Regions from separate parts of the Mus musculus genome. Here region 1 is linked to region 2. The links are chromatin loops, found by intact Hi-C in ENCODE. Cell type or tissue: gastrocnemius. All regions are shown on one strand. Links, peaks and the distances in the headings refer to the core of each region. The heading gives the core; the rest is flanking DNA.

Evidence for each region. Peaks named below come from ENCODE experiments on the same cell type or tissue, not always from the same donor. Only the 100,000 strongest peaks of a DNase experiment are listed, where the experiment ranks them.
Region 1: it touches region 2 in a loop (5-fold over the local background); 16 of 42 quality-filtered maps call a loop at or near these places.

What each region holds. Positions count from the first base shown.
Region 1 is chr13:62,190,638-62,198,654 of GRCm38, reverse strand. No RefSeq gene overlaps it. Among named protein-coding and RNA genes, the nearest start is that of Zfp808, 65 kb to the right of the region's middle. In gastrocnemius, for the core only: no CTCF peak of the experiment used is centred there; no DNase peak of the experiment used is centred there.
Region 2 is chr13:62,441,685-62,449,701 of GRCm38, reverse strand. No RefSeq gene overlaps it. Among named protein-coding and RNA genes, the nearest start is that of Zfp935, 21 kb to the left of the region's middle. In gastrocnemius, for the core only: no CTCF peak of the experiment used is centred there; no DNase peak of the experiment used is centred there.

The DNA.
Region 1 (8,017 bases), core at 2,550-5,049, 250 kb after region 2:
CAGGCCAAGGGCCTCTGTCCAGGTCACTACATACATGTATGAACAGAACCATAGTCTGCTCACAATCCATCCCAGTCCCAACAGATCAGATTCTGATAGTTTAGCCAACCTACTCTTCCTGGTCCTGAAAGTGACTTTCCTGGACAGGAGCTGTGACACTCAGCTTACGGTCTACCTCACAGCTCCCTAGTGCTACATCAGAGTTGAATCCCAGAAGGAAGACACAAGGTACTTCCTACTGTTGCTCCTAATGACTACGTCTACCCAGAGTTCATCACAATCTACTGTCATCCTGCTGGGCCTCAAAACTGTGGCCGCACTCCTACTGGACCAGAAGAGATCAAATGACTCAGACAGCACAGGCCTGCCCAGCTCTCTGCTTCCACAACAGGGGCACACAGGGCCTGAGTGTGGGAAATTTGTAGTTATCAAGAAATTCTTGCAGTCTCCCAGAGCACATTTTCTTATTCAATCAAGGGACAGAGTACCTTGTGTGTACAACTACTTCCAATTTTCTGAGGATGGCTAGATTGACTTTCAGAGTGGTTATTCAGTTTTACAATCCCACCAGGAGTGGAGGGGTCCCTTTCTCCACACCCTTGGGAGCATGTGCTCTTACTTGAGTTTTTGACTTCAGCCACTTTGATTGTTTAGGAAAAAATCTCAGGGTTGTTTTGATTTCCATTTTCCTGATGAGTAAGGAGTTTCAACATTTCTTTAAGTGTTTCTCAGACATTCCAGATTCTTCTGTTGAGAATTTTGACTCCAAGTAATTTTGGAGAATTTTCTGTGAGGTGCTGAGAAGCAGGCATATTCTTTTGTCTGAATGTGAAATGTTCTTTAGATATCTGTTTTTGAAAAAATTCTAAAAGAGCTAGAAATTGTAAGAGAGCTGTGTTTTCTCTCCATGGATTTTCCAAACAATGTCAGAAAATCTTGTTGAAAAAATAAATGTCAAGAACTATTTAGGTTTACCAGATATGTCCAGACTGCTCAGGTCTTGCCAAAAAAAAAAAAAAAAAAAAAAAGAATCTAAAAAGGAAGTGCTGCAACTTTTAGCTAGATAATCTCATGCAGACCAAAAGCCAAGGTTTTAATTTACACATCAATTTCATTCTTTATTGTAGGGTTGCTTTTGATTATCCTATGAGTCAGCATTCAGAATCACCAGAACCTTGACAACAAGCATTTTTTTTTTTTAAGCACTGCAAAAGAATGCAGAGATCTATCTGCAGAGCATAAATTTAGCTGGGTGAGACCTTTTCCTGAGATTTCCATTCTGACCACACCAGGACCTAAATTCTCTCTGTTGCAGGCTGACTTTAAACTCAGGGATCTGCCTGCATTTGCATTTGCCTGTCTTTGAATCTTTCTGGTAAGCTGGCTCATAGTATAGCTGCCTCTGTTCCTTTAGATCTGTGAAGCCCCTTATACGATTTATATTGCATCCTTATATTTTTGTTTAGTTCAGAAATGATATATTTTCAAACTCATGGTTTTAAAGTTCTTTTCCACAGTCTTAGGTCTTTCTTGAAGTTCCGAGGATTTACCATTTTGATGAGACGTTCCCCTGTACTAGGATATATGATCTTCGCAAGACCAAGGGCCTTTCCTCCCATTGATGGCCACCTAGGCCATCCTCTGCTACATATGCAGCTAGAGACACCTTTGTAGAGCTGCTTCTGAGAAGGACCCAGCAAAGCCAATTCTTCCTGCGTGGAGTTCACATGCACATCCTCATAAGTCACTGCATTCTAGAGCATCACATACACGTTTACAAAAGAAACCACAATAGACAAAATGATTTCCTGACACAGAACTTCTACTATCGCTACCAAGTCATTTTAGAAGGAAACCTAATAATGAGGTTCACCTCTGTCATTTCTCACCCTTTGAGTAGGATTTAGCCTTTCTAGAGATACGTCAATTAATAGACATAAAGAGGAGACAAGCTCCACAAGATCAATACTGCTTACCACACATTTAAGAAACTGTATGAACAATTACTAACTATGAAAATTAATAAAGAAGCTGGGTCTATTGGCTTATGCCTTTAACGGTGCAGTCAGGGAGACAGAGGCAGAAGGATCACATTGAGTCTGATGCCACTGTGCTGTTTACAATGAGTTCTAGGACTCCAGTGTTGCATAGTAAGACCTGCATCCCCTGCCATAATTAACCAACCAAACTGGAAAGAGAGAAATAAATCATGTGTTTTTACTTAAATTCCTAAGAGAATGGTACATACAATCCAGTCTGTAGTCAACTTCCAGAAACTTGAGGTGTACTGGCTCAATCCATATTCTTTTGTTTTTTGTTTTGTTTTATTAGATATTTTCTTATTTACACTTCAAATGCTATCCCAAAAGTTCCCTGTACCCTCCCCCGACCCTGCTCCCCTACCCACCAACTCCTGCTTCTTGGCCCTTGGGTTCCCCTGTACTAGGGCATATAAAGTTTGCAAGACCATGGGGCCTCTCTTCCCAATGATGGCTGACTAGGCCACCTTCTGCTACATATGCAGCTAGAGACATGAGCTCTGGGGATACTGGTTAGTTCATATTGTTGTTCTACCTATAGAGTTGCAGACCCCTTCAGCTCTTTGGGTACTTTCTCTAGCTCCTCCATTGGGGCCTCTGTGTTCCATCCAATAGATGACTGTGAGCATCCACTTCTGTATTTGCCAGGTACTGGCATAACCTCACATGAGACAGCTATACCAGGGTACTTTCAGCGAAATCTTGCTGGCTAATGCAATAGTGTCTGGATGTGGTGGCTGATGATGGGATGGATCCCCGGGTGCGGTAGTCTCTGCATGGTCTTCCTTTCCTCTTAGCTCCAAACTTTATCTCTGTAACTCCTTCCATAGTTATTTTGTTCCCTATTCTAAGGAGGAATGAAGTATCCACACGTGGGTCTTCCTTCTTCTTGATTTTCTTGTGTTTTGCAAATTGTATCTTGGGTATTCTAAGTTTCTGGTCTGATATCCACTTATCAGTGAGTACATATCAAGTGACTGCTTTTGTTATTGGGTTACCTCACTCAGGATGATATCCTCCAGGTCCATCCATTTCCCTAAGAATTTCATAAATTCATTGTTTTTAATAGCTGAGTAGTACTCCATTGTGTAAATGTACCACATTTTCTGTGTCCATTCCTCTGTTGAGGGACATCTGAGTTCTTTCCAGCTTCTGGCTATTATAAATAAGGCTGCTATGAACATAGTGGAGCTTGTGTCCTTATTACCAATTGGAACATCTTCTTGGTATTGCCCAGGAGAGGTATTGCTGGATCTTCTGGTAGTACTATGTCCAATTTTGAGGAACCAATAGACTGACTTCCAGAGTGGTTGTACAAGCTTGCAATCCCACCAACAATGGAGGAGTGTTCCTCTTTCTCCACATCTTCACCAGCATCTGCTGTAACCTGAATTTTTAATCTTAGTCATTCTTACTGGTGTGAGGTTGACTCTCAGGGTTGTTTCGATTTGCATTTCCCTGATGATAAGGATGCTGAATGTTTTTTCAGGTGCTTCTCAGCCCCTTGGTATTCCTCAGTTGAGAATTCTTTGTTTAGCTCTGTACCCCATTTTTAATGGGGTTATTTGAATTGCTGGAGTCCAGCTTCTTGAGCTCTTTGTATATATTGGATATTAGTCCCCTATCAGATTTAGGATGAGTAAAAATGCTTTCCCAATCTCTTGGTGTCCTTTTTTTCTTTTTTTTTTCCTAGACAGGGTTTTTCTGTACAGCCCTGGCTGTCCTGGAACTCACTCTGTAGACCAGGCTGACCTCGAACTCAGAAATTTGTCTGCCTCTGTCTCCCAATTGCTGGGATTAAAGGCATGTGCCACCATGCCCTGCATTCTTTTTGTCTTAATGACAGTATCCTTTGCCTTATAGAAGCTTTGCAATTTTATGAGGTCCCATTTTTCCATTCTTGATCTTATAGCACAAGCCATTGCTATTGTGTTCAGGAATTGTTACCCTGTGCCGATATTTTTGAGGAATTTCCCCACTTTCTCCTCTATACGTTTCAGTGTCTCTGGTTTTATGTGGAGTTCTTTGATCCACTTAGACATGAGCTTTGTACAAGGAGATAAGAATGGATCAATTCCCATTCTTCTATATGATAACTGACAGTTGTGCCAGCACCATTTGTTGAAAATGCTGTCTTTTTTTCACTGGATGGTTTTAGCTCCCTTGTCAAAGATCAAGTGACCATAGGTGTGTGGATTCTTTTCTGGGTCTTCAATTCTATTCCATTGATCTACCTATCTGTTGCTGTACCAGTACCATGCAGTTTTTATCGCAATTGCTCTGTAGTACAGCTTGAGGTCAGGCATGGTGATTCCACCAGAGGTTCTTTTATTGTTGAGAATAGTTTTTGATATCCTAGGTTTTTTTGTTATTCCCGATGAATTTGCAAATTGCCCTTTCAAACTCAGTGAAGAATTGAGTTGGAATTTTCATGGGGATTGCATTGAATCTGTAGATTGCTCTCAGCAAGATAGCCATTTTCACTATATTGATCCTGCCAATCCATGAGCATGGGAGATCTTTCCATCTTCTGAGTACTTCAATTTCTTTCTTCAGAGACTTGAAGTTCTTATCATATAGATCTTTCACTTCCTTAGAGTCACACCAAGGTATTTTATATTATTTGTGACTATTGTGAAGGGTGTTGTTACCCTAATTTCTTTCTCAGACCCTTTATCCTTTATGTAGAGAAAGACCATTGATTTATTTGAGTTAATTTTATATCCAGCTACTGCAGTGAAGCTGTTTATCAGGTGTAGGAGTTTTCTGGAGGAATTTTTAGGGTCACTTATGTATACTATCATATCATCTGCAAATAGTGATATTTTGACTTCTTCCTTTCCAATTTGTATCCCCTTGATCTCCTTTTGTTGTCAAATTGCTCTGGCTAGGACTTCAAGTACTATATTGAATAGGTAGGAAGAAAGTGGGCAGCCTTGTCTAGTCCCTGATTTTAGTGGGATTGCTTCAACTGTCTCTCCATTTAGTTTGATGTTGGCTACTGTTTGCTGTATATTGCTTTTATTATATTTAGGTATCATCCTTGAATTCTTGATCTTTCCATGACTTTAATCATGAAGGGGTGTTGGATTTTTTTCAAATGCTTTCTCAGCATCCAATGAGATGATCATGTGGTTTTTGTCTTTGAGTTTGTTTATATAGTGGATTACGTTGATGGATTTCCATATATTAAACCATCTGTGCATACCTGGGATGAAGCCTAGTTGGTCATGATGGATCATTGGTTAGATGTGTTCTTGGATTAGGTTTGCGAGGATTTTGTTGAGTATTTTTGCATCGATATTCATAAGGGAAATTGGTCTGAAGTTCTCTTTCTTTGTTGGATCTTTGTGTGGTTTAAATATCAGAGTAATTGTGGCTTCATATAAATCCATATTGTTAATGGGATGTTACCAAAAGGGAATATATGTTTAAACAGTTACAATTGGACAGAAGAAAACAACATAGGGCAGGAGACATAGCTCAGCTGTGAAATGTATGGGGTTGTTTTGAATGTATGGGAACCTGCATGTAAACTCTAAAGGTCCTTCTCCCCAATTGCTTTTTGATCAATCAATAAAGATGACAGCAGATTCCGGGTAGTAGTGGCACATACCTTTAATCCCAGCACTTGGGAGGCAGAGGCAGGTGGATTTCTGAGTTCGAGGCCAGCCTGGTCTACGGAGTGAGTTCCAGGACAGCCAGAGCTACACAGAGAAACCATGTCTCAAAAAACAAAAGAAAACAAAAAAGGTAAAAAGGTAACTGGACAATTAAGCTGATGGTTGGTTTAAGATGTTGAGCAAGGCCATGTAACTAGATAACTAAGCTATCTCTAAGGAGATATAGAGTGTTGAGCTAGGAGTAAAGGAAAGGACACACTAAGTATGAGAAGCTTGGAAAAGTCCAGCCACTGAGCCATAAGGCAGGGTAAAATTATTAATGTGTCTATGTTTGTGTGACTTTCATCTGCTGATCCAAGGCAACCAGAGCAGGAACTGGATGTGTGCCTGTCCGGAACTTAAGGCAAGGTAGTTAAAAGGCTACGTGCCACATGAAGATCTCTTGCTGCTCCTACAAATGAGTGAACTCAATTCCCTCTACTTACAGGGGTTTCACAGCTTTCCCTTGTTCCACTTTCAGGAGGTCTCAGGCCATCTTCTGTCTACTGTGAGGACTGGACACACATGAGGTATATATTCATGTACACAGACTAAAGACTCATAGTGTTCCCAACATAAGTCACTACAAAAACAACAACTAGAAAGAAGGTCAGCACCTGCCATCCAATGACTGAGAAGTCTAAGCAGTATTAATGCCATGCGTACATGCCATGCTGGGAAATACGATGATAATATCTGTGAAATTTCAAAAACCAGGAGGTGGATAAAGCTCAGCACAAAAGCATATCCTTGACATTACACATATGAAATACACACACATTACAGGCCCATCTGTCAATAAAACAGGCCAGGCTAGTTGGCCCACATTTGGTCCCAACATTTGAAGTCAGAATCAATTTGATCTCTATGTTCAAGGCCTGGCTGGCATACAAGACTACTAGGTAGGGCGACAGAGAAACATTATCTTTAAAGATAGAAAACAAAAATAAAGTATGAAAGTATTGGTTAAGCAAAATAACTTAAGACTGACTAGCTAGCTATTGCTTCCACAGCATCTTAAGGGATTTAAAGACAGAGTCTATTATGGGGAAGGCATGACAGGAAGGAAGGATATTTGAAGGAAGCTACAGGATGAATTTCAATCAAAACTGTATAAACAGAAGGAAGAGGAAATGGATTAAACCAATAGACACTCAAATGCCATCTCAATAAGGAATTGCAACTAGTATGGCTTCTTCTACAAAAACCTCCATATTCTCATCAAGGAAGGACACCGGGAAGAGACAAAAGTTTAAAGCTAACTTGCTATCTGGAAGCTCTTTGATACACCTAACTACCCACCAAGTCATAGTCATTCCATGATAAAATTGCCTTGAATCCTACTTCATAGACCCTTAAAATCTGCAACAGCATATACACTGTTCCAATGTCCAAAGTCTCTTTTGACCCTCAAGGCAATTTTTGCACTGTCACATCTTCTAAAGTCTGAAAACAAGTTATATTTTTATAACATAAAATGGCACAGAATGCCCTTTCCCATTCCAATAGACAGGAATGAGTACAGTGGGTAGATGGGGCAAAGGAAGAAGCCAGCAGGAGAAACAGCAAGTCCTGTTGCTCTGTCTCAGACACATGTAGCTTCAATTTTTTTTGTTTTGTTTTTGTTTTTGTTTTTGTTTTTTTTGTTGAGACAGGATTTCTCTGTATAGTCCTGGCTTTCCTGGAACTCACTCTGTAGAGAAGGCTGGCCTCGAACTCAGAAATCCACCTGCCACTGCCTCCCAAGTGCTGGGATTAAAGGTGTGTGCCACCATGCATGGCCTGTGTGGCTTCAATTTTAAGGGGCAACTTCTCCTACATCTCTTGGGTTTGTTACTTCTCCTCTATATATGCAGCTCTCCATAGCAGATGTCTCATACCTTGTGTATCTCAACATCCTGAGTTCAGATAATGCAACTAAGTATTCATCCTCATAGCTTCAAGCAGTGAGCTCACCCAGGTTTGACACTGGGGCTCTGATGCTTAGCAAGAGAGGAACTGGAAGAGTGCTGAACTGAAACCACAGACCAAGCATCCTTGACCTTAAATTTTGCATCACTCTTCTTTCCAGAACCGACAAGACATAAGTGGTTGTCCTGAGTTTGGCTTCTAAACTGAGATTGAGACTACTATAGGTGAACCACAGTTGTAGCAGATTTTTCATGAAGTTATTTACTGGGACTGGGAATCACTTTGACTATTCCCACCATTAATTAGAAACTTTGTAGGAAACATTTTAATCTCATGTCACCTTCTAAGATTTCCAGTCCATAGAAAAGACCCTGAACTCAGAAATTTGCCTGACTTTGCCTCCCA
Region 2 (8,017 bases), core at 3,353-5,852:
CATCATGATGTCAGGAAATAGAAAAAAAACTTATACAAGTGAAAACCCTATCCACGTTGATGACCTCGTTATAGACTGTAACATCACAGATGTTTTCCATATCAGGAAGAATATACTGCTTCATCTCTTCCTCATCAGAGCCTTGATGGAAGTAAATTATTTCCCATGGTCACTCGAGTGTTGTAGTAGACATCACCAATTGTGGTGGTGGTTTCATTTTCAAACATTTGGAATATATATTAGAGCTTATTCTATGTCTTTAAATTCCATTTACAGATGTTTATTATGCGGTCTTTGACTTCCTTCTGTGATTTTTGTTCAGCTTTAATCCCACTTTTCTTGTTGATAGGTACTCTTCTACTGCAATGAAATGAGTTGGATACTCATCTTCTAAGTGGTCCATTGTTTAGTTAAATATGAGGGCAGTGAGATCATACATTTCCAGTAAGGTTGCTGGTGAAAGCATGGTGGGCGCTGCTTTGTGTGTCATTTTCTCACAAATTCCTGTGAGAGTTGGTTATTATGCATTCTAGCTTTGGTGTCAGTCATTAGTCAAGGTTATCCTTTTACTCTTGATAGTCATGTGTCAGTCTTCTGAGTACAAGTCCAAAGATAGGAGATGTACACTCAGTGAGTCCTGTTTTGTCAACACGGTTTAGTAATATTAAAATTAAAATGCTCAATAGATGAAAATAGAAAGAACAATACCTTAGGTATACACCCAAAGCATTCTATTCATCTCTCTCATAGAGATGTAAGAATGTAGAGTAGTCAGCAATCAAGTATGTATCTCACACATAGGTGGGCACGTTGTCGCCATATAACACTTTTTTTTTTTTTGGCTTAATGAGGCTGAGTGGTTCAGCCTAGCTGGTTATAGTAGTTAGGACAAAGTCCCTAGTCCTAACACTATTAACAGAAGTCTCCCATCCTATGTAGCTCTCCTACCTAAAAGCCACTCTTTGTGAACTAAGAACAATAGTATTTTGGTTTATGGTGGCATCTGTTATAATTCACCAAAACTAGGGTAGACTTCTATTTTTATTCTACAGATGGTAAAACTGAGGGTCACACAGTTAAGTTGCTTCTGAATATACTTAATTGGAACTGTTCATCTTTCACATGCTGTAATTCTAATGCAGTAGTAATTGAAGTGGAAGCCACTTAAACCAGGCATGGTTGCACATGCCTATATTCATGGTACTTACAGAGTGAGGACACCAGGATTTCACAGTCATCCAAATTAAAAGTGGTCAACAGGGTGTGTTGCAAGGTCCAGAGAGCCAAGGCAGACTGATTGTCTCAGGACAGTAGCCATAGTCTTCCCTGCAGCTCCAGAAGTTCGGGGTCATGACACCAGTAAGTGTTATCTGAGATGTTTACCACTGGAAGTTTTATTCTTCCTGGTTTTTGGTCAAGATATCCTAGGTCACTTCAGGGTCAGATTATCCCACAAGTGAAAAAAATCCTCATGCTGGGATGAGCTTCCTCATGGCATATACAATGCAAATTATTCATACCTTCCCCCTTCTGAATTAAATTTAATAAGGCCACACTTAACTGAGGTGATCAAATAATTTTTTTCATCCTTGGATGAGCGGGCATTACCATGGCTGGGGGGACATTGACCCAATTCCTCCCGTGGGTGCTGTCACAAACCCACACTTGGGGCTCTTGGTATCTTTTGGGGAGGTGAGGCAGAGCCTTTGAAAAAATCATAAATTGTAACTGAAATTAGATACCAACCTCTTCCTAACCTGGTTTGTCTCTCAGGGAACTCAGAAACGGTCTATTTGGACCTTCCCCTGCAATACTTAGTTTGCACCCATGCTGGGCCCATACTGGATTCGTATTTATTACGAACCAGCATGCACAATTTTGAGTTTTGTGCAGCTCCCGTAGGAGAATTATCAACCTCAGACTCAGTAAGGCCTCTGTAAGCATGCCAATTGTAACACCACAATTTGTGGCTCTTAAGCTATAACAAGAGCTGGAGGTCACCCTTCTTTGTCCCTATTGTCTCCAAAACCTAAGGAACCAAGGGGACTCTGCTTTAGCAGCAAGGGTGGAAAATTGGAGACGAGTCGCTGTTTCTGTCTCGGTGGGAGGAGGATCTTCTTCGTCTGAGTCTCGGATATCTAGCTGATGGTAGTGGACTGCAACCGGCTTACCTAAAGCAGCTTCAATCTGTGAGTTAACAAAACTGGTTAATTTTTTAAAGGCCCAGGGGCCAAAAGACAAAAGCAGCAGAAGACCCAAGAAAGGTCCCAGAAGTGTGGGAAGCAAGGTAGTGACCCAAGGAGAAGTAGAAAACCAATTTTTATACCAAGATTCTTGTTTTTCTCTGCTGCGTTTTCTTTCTTCTAGACTAGCTCTAACTTTATCTATACTATCTTGAACTAAGCCTGTCTTGTCAGAGTAAAAACGACATTCTTCCTTGAGGGCTGCACATAACCCTCCTTCTTTAAGGAACACTAAATCAAGACCTCGCCTGTTTTGTAATACTACTTCAGACAGAGAGACCAAGGAATCTTTTAAATTTTTTAAACCTCTCTGTAGCTCTTGAATATCTCTGTCTACAGCAAGGTGAAGCTGAGTATATTGTTGCTGGGAAGTGACTAAAGATGCAATGCCTGTTCCTGTGCCTGCAACTCCCAAGCCTAGGATCACTGCTAAGGTTACTGCAGAAATAGGCTCTCTCTTATTACAGGGTTGATCTGTGTCACTCTTCTAAAACTGGAGGAGGTCTTCTGCATGGTGTACTGTTAGCTTCGGGAGAAGCTGAACTACAACACAATAATCTCTATCATCTAAAAAGGTCTGAGTAACTATACATGTAGTAAGTCCAGTAGAACATGCTAAATAAGTACCTTTAGGTGCTGCTAGATATCTAGAGGTGGCCTCTACTATAATAGTCTGAATGCAAACCTCTAATAAGGCCTGAGGAGGAAGTATGGAAGGCCCCAAAAGGCATAAGCCTATGCCAGACACCTGACTTAAAGTGAGCCCATCATGGCTCTCGGGGTGCCATCCAAGTTTGCTGGAATCATTAATTGTAACGACTGATCCGAATGTTGCCACCCCTTCATAAAAGGGAGGTTGAGGAGAAAAACACACCCAACATTCTTCATATTGAGTAGCATTAGCTGCATCTATAGTAGCAATTGATGCATTAACTAAGGATAAAATTAATTCTGCGGAGGAGGGAGATCCAGCAGGTAAAGTAGGTTGGAATATAGTAGTCTTGGGTAGTCCTAAGGTAATAGTCTGTGGAATACTCGGCTTTCTAGGATATGAGGAATGTAAAAAGAGATTGGGGCCTATAGCAGCCGACCCTAAAGATGGGGTGTTTTTAAGTAACTGGATTTTGAAAGTTACTCCGAAATCTTTTTCATTTTTATAGATACGTAAACCCCACTCAGCTCCTTGTGTATATTCCCAATTAAATTTTTTTTCTTGCGTCAGTAAAGGAGATCTCTAAGGTGTTGCACCATCCTTTGGAGGTCTGGTTGGAACTAGCACAGGCAGCATAATCTGGCCTGCTCCGGACCTTTATTAGGTCCCAATCAGAAGTGGGTTTCCAATAGGTGTCTCCCGTGGTCTCACAGCCCCAGGAAGCACAAAAATAATCAGGGGCGGAGCCACATTTATGATTAAGAGTGCGACTCCGGTGACTGGGGCCAGGACAAACGTATGTGCCCCATCTTTTTTAAACACCGGCAAGGGTTCTCCTGCGACTTAAACTAGCACATCCAGGAGTGGTATAGGCAACTTGTCTAGGATCGTCAATAGCTTGTTCTTGTGGCAGGAATTCTAAGTGAGTTCCCCAGTCATTATGACCTCCTAAGACTAATTTACAAAGATCAACTCTCAGGATGGGCCATGGGATAGAGCCTTCAATCTTGGAGGTGGCATTAGCTATGTCACCTGCCTCGTTGATGATCAGCCAGGTGTAATTATAAAGTCGATAAGGATTTTTCTTAACTTGGCCTACCACTGGCAATGTGCTTCTCGTCAGGCAAAGACACAACCAAATCTTGATGATCAGAAGTGACTTCTTTTTTGGTGTTTTCATTTTTCTGTAAAGAAGCACATTTAGAAATTTTTTCAGGGTTTTTCCTCCCCGGACAGTTGTAAGGTTTAATTAGGCGCTCAGGGAGCCATCTAGCATTCTGTGCTTTTGAATCGTAGATGCAAGCGTGTCCTTTGCCCCATATGAGGACTGGGTCTGGACCCTGCCGTTTGTTGGACAAGGAATCTCTCCACATAGCTTGTGCATAGTTATTAGCAGTAGAAGGATGCCAGAGGCGATCTGCAGCAGACTTGCCTGCATTGTCGTACGTCAGAAAGTTTAAAACAAATAATGCATGATTTAAAAGCATTTTGGAGTTACCAGACTGAGGATATAGAATTTCTCTTCCAATCTGTAATTTGAAAAGCATGTTTTTAAGAGTTTGATGAGTTCTTTCTACAATACCTTGACCTTGGGGATTATAGGGAATCCCAGTAATGTGTTTAATGCTCATTTGAGCACAAAACTGTTTAAAGCTGGCACTAGTATATCCTGGGCCATTGTCTGTCTTGAGGATCTTAGGCTGTGGCACAGCTGCCAAGCAGGAGAGAACATGGCTGATAACATGTTTAGTAGCCTCTCCTGTTTGTAAAGATGCACAGATAAATCTACTAAAGGTATCAACAGAGACATGAATATATTTTAACTTTCCAAAGGGAGTGTAATGGGTAGCATCCATCTGCCACAGTTCACCAGGAATTAGTCCTCGGGGGTTGACTCCCACATGTGGCTCTGGCAAAAGGGTCAGGCAGCCCCTACACTGCCGGACAATTTGTCTAGCCTGTTCACGAGTGATGGAGAATTTAAGTCTCAAGGTATGCGCATTAAGGTGATGTAAATCATGGGCCTGTTGGGCAGCAGCAAGAGGGGTAATAGACAAAGCTAAAGCTATTACCTGAGTGGCCTGATCAACTATATCGTTGCCTTCAGACAAAGGTCCAGGCAGGCCAGAATGAGCACGAATATGTCCAATAAAGAATGGAAAATTACGAGCAAGAATAAGACTTTGGGGCTGGTGAGATGGCTCAGTGGGTAAGAGCACCCGACTGCTCTTCCGAAGGTCCAGAGTTCAAATCCCAGCAACCACATGGTGGCTCACAACCATCCGTAACGAGATCTGACTCCCTCTTCTGGAGTGTCTGAAGACAGCTACAGTGTACTTACATATAATCAATAAATAAATCTAAAAAAAAAAAAAAAAAAAAAAAGAATAAGACTTTGAAGTTTAGCAAACATTGGAGATGCATTGGTAAAAGGGCGGATATAAGGAACAGTTTCTAAAAGAGGAACAGAGGCAGCCACATAGGCGCTGTCTGTATATAAATTGAAGGAAGCTTCAGGCAATAGTTCAAATACTTTAACAATAGCTGCCAATTCAACAAGCTGTGCTGAGGAGAAGTCTGTCATAAAACGTGAGACTTTTCCATCGATATTAAAAGCAGCCATACCTGAGGAAGACCCATCAGTAAAAACTAACATAGCCCCAGGAATCGGGTTTGACTTTGTTCTCTTAGGGAAAACCACAGGTGTCCTATGTAGAAACTGAACTAATTTATCAGCAGGATAATGATTATCAATCACACCTTGAAAAGAGATACAATTAACTGCCCAATCATCATTATTTTTAAGTAACCACTGAACTTGAGAGGCATCATAGGGGAGAACAATAACATCTGGATCTCTGCCAAAAAGCTTAAGAGCAGCTTCCCTGCCTAGGTGCAGAACATTAGCAACTAACTGAGGATATGTGGGCAGCACTTTGGAGGGAGGAGCTGACATGTGGACCCAAAACAGAGGTTTGAGCTGCCACAGCAGGCCTGTAGGTGAAAAGGGAGTAGGGAAGACAAGGAGCTGAAGTGGAAGCTCTGGGGAGAAATACCCGATATTTTGCTCACTGATGGCTTGTTCAACTCTAGCTAGTGACCTTTGTGCCTCCTGAGTTAACATGCGTGGAGAGGACGGATCTGGGTCTCCTCTTAGAAGGTCAAACAAAGGTCTTAACTCTCCTGTTCTAAGTTTCAGATAAGGACGAAGCCAATTAATATCTCCTAACAGACGTTGATGATCATTAAGAGTCTGTAAGGAATCTTGTCTTACCTGAACCTTTTGAGAGAGAATTTTGTTAGGAAATAACTCAAAACCCAAAAACAAGTGAGGAGGGTGGATCTGAACTTTTTCTGGTGAAACCTGGAGTCCTTGATTTTGAAGGGCATTAATAAGCTCTTGACTAGCAATATATAATTGGTCTTGAACAGGTCCAGCAACCAAAATGTCATCCATGTAATGGACTACATATAGATCAGGGTAAGACATTCTGAATGGATCAAGAACTTGTGCCACATATCTCTGGCAAAGGGTAGGACTGTTAGCCATGCCTTGAGGATGAACCTTCTATTGGAATCGAGGAGAAGGACCTATACAATTAACCACTGGAAGGGTACATGCAAAGCGTTTATAATCTTCAGGATGGAGAGGAATGGAAAAGAAACAATCTTTTAAATCAATCATTAACTTAACATATCCCCTGGGAATAGTCACTGGAGAGGGAATCCCAGGTTGTAAGGCCCCCATGGGGACCATGGTCTTATTAACTGCTCTAAGATCTTGTAACAATCTCCATTTACCATTTCGCTTTTTAATAACAAAGATGGGAGTGTTCCACGGTGAAGTGGAGGGTTCAATATGTCCAGCTGCCAATTGTTCCTGCACTAACTCTATGGCCGCTGACAATTTTTCTGCAGGAAGGGACCACTGGTCAAGCCAGACAGGGGTATCATCTTTCCAAGTAATCTTATCTGCCTGACATGCAGGGAGAGCAATGGAACTCTGGAGAGTATTTTTTGATTGTCCAATTCCCTGTAAATGAGTTAAAGAGGCCTTTAACGGCCAAGCAGCAGGCCAGGCACTTTGTGAAATCACAGTAGAATCTGCACCTGAGTCTAAAAGGCCCTCAAAACGCTTGCCATTTATTTTAAGGCAGAGTGTCGGGCAGTCTTTGGTAATTGCTTGAACCCAATAAAGGTCTGATGACCCTGGCTGTGAAGAGCCACGACGTTTGTCCAAAGCTGAATAGGAGGTATTTAAAGGTAGAGGCAAGGCTTGTGCCAAACGTTGTCCTTTGTTTATGGATATTGGCCCTTGAGAGGCACTAACTAAAATTTTTATTTCTCCAGTACAGTCATTATCTACTAATGAGGGATGGACATTAAGTCCTTTTAAAGTGGCGGAAGCACGCCCTAATATTAAAAAAAATAAGTATTGGGTGGAGGAGGCCCACAGACCCCTGTGGGGAGGATGTAAATGCCATCCTCCGGTGTTAAAATTGCGCTGGCAGAGGAATACAGGTCCAGCCCTGCACTACCTATGGTGGCTCTGGAGAGACCAGAGGCTGATTTGTCTGCCGACTGTGCCCCGTGGCCGGGAGAAATGAGATGGTTTTGGGGACTCGGGGCTGTCCCCCATACTCGTTTCCCTGAATAGGAGGCAGGGGATTTCCAAACACATCTGTCTGAGCTCTACAAGTGTTTGTCCAATGCATGCCTTTCTTACAGCGTGAGCAAAGAGAGTTGGGCCGTGTAGGCCAGAAAGAATGGTCAGTAGGTTGTGCTGAAGCACTGTTAAGGGAGGGGTGGGGCGCAGTGGGACACTGTCGTGCAAAGTGTCCAGGCTGGCCGCACTTAAAACAATTTTTCTGGGGGCCTGTTTGTCGAAGAGCCTCGCCTATTGCAAGATTAACTGTTTGGGACATCTTGTGAGTAAACATATCAACATCACGACAAAGATGAATCATCTCATTAAGGTCTTTGTCTCTGATCTTACCGCGTAAGACTGCCTTACAAGCTGAATTAGCCACTTATCCCGCCCCACGGGATTCAGTTATTCGTGGGTGCGAGAGGGACCGCAAACCTGGAAGGAAATGGGAGTAAAAGAAAGAGAGTCGGAGGA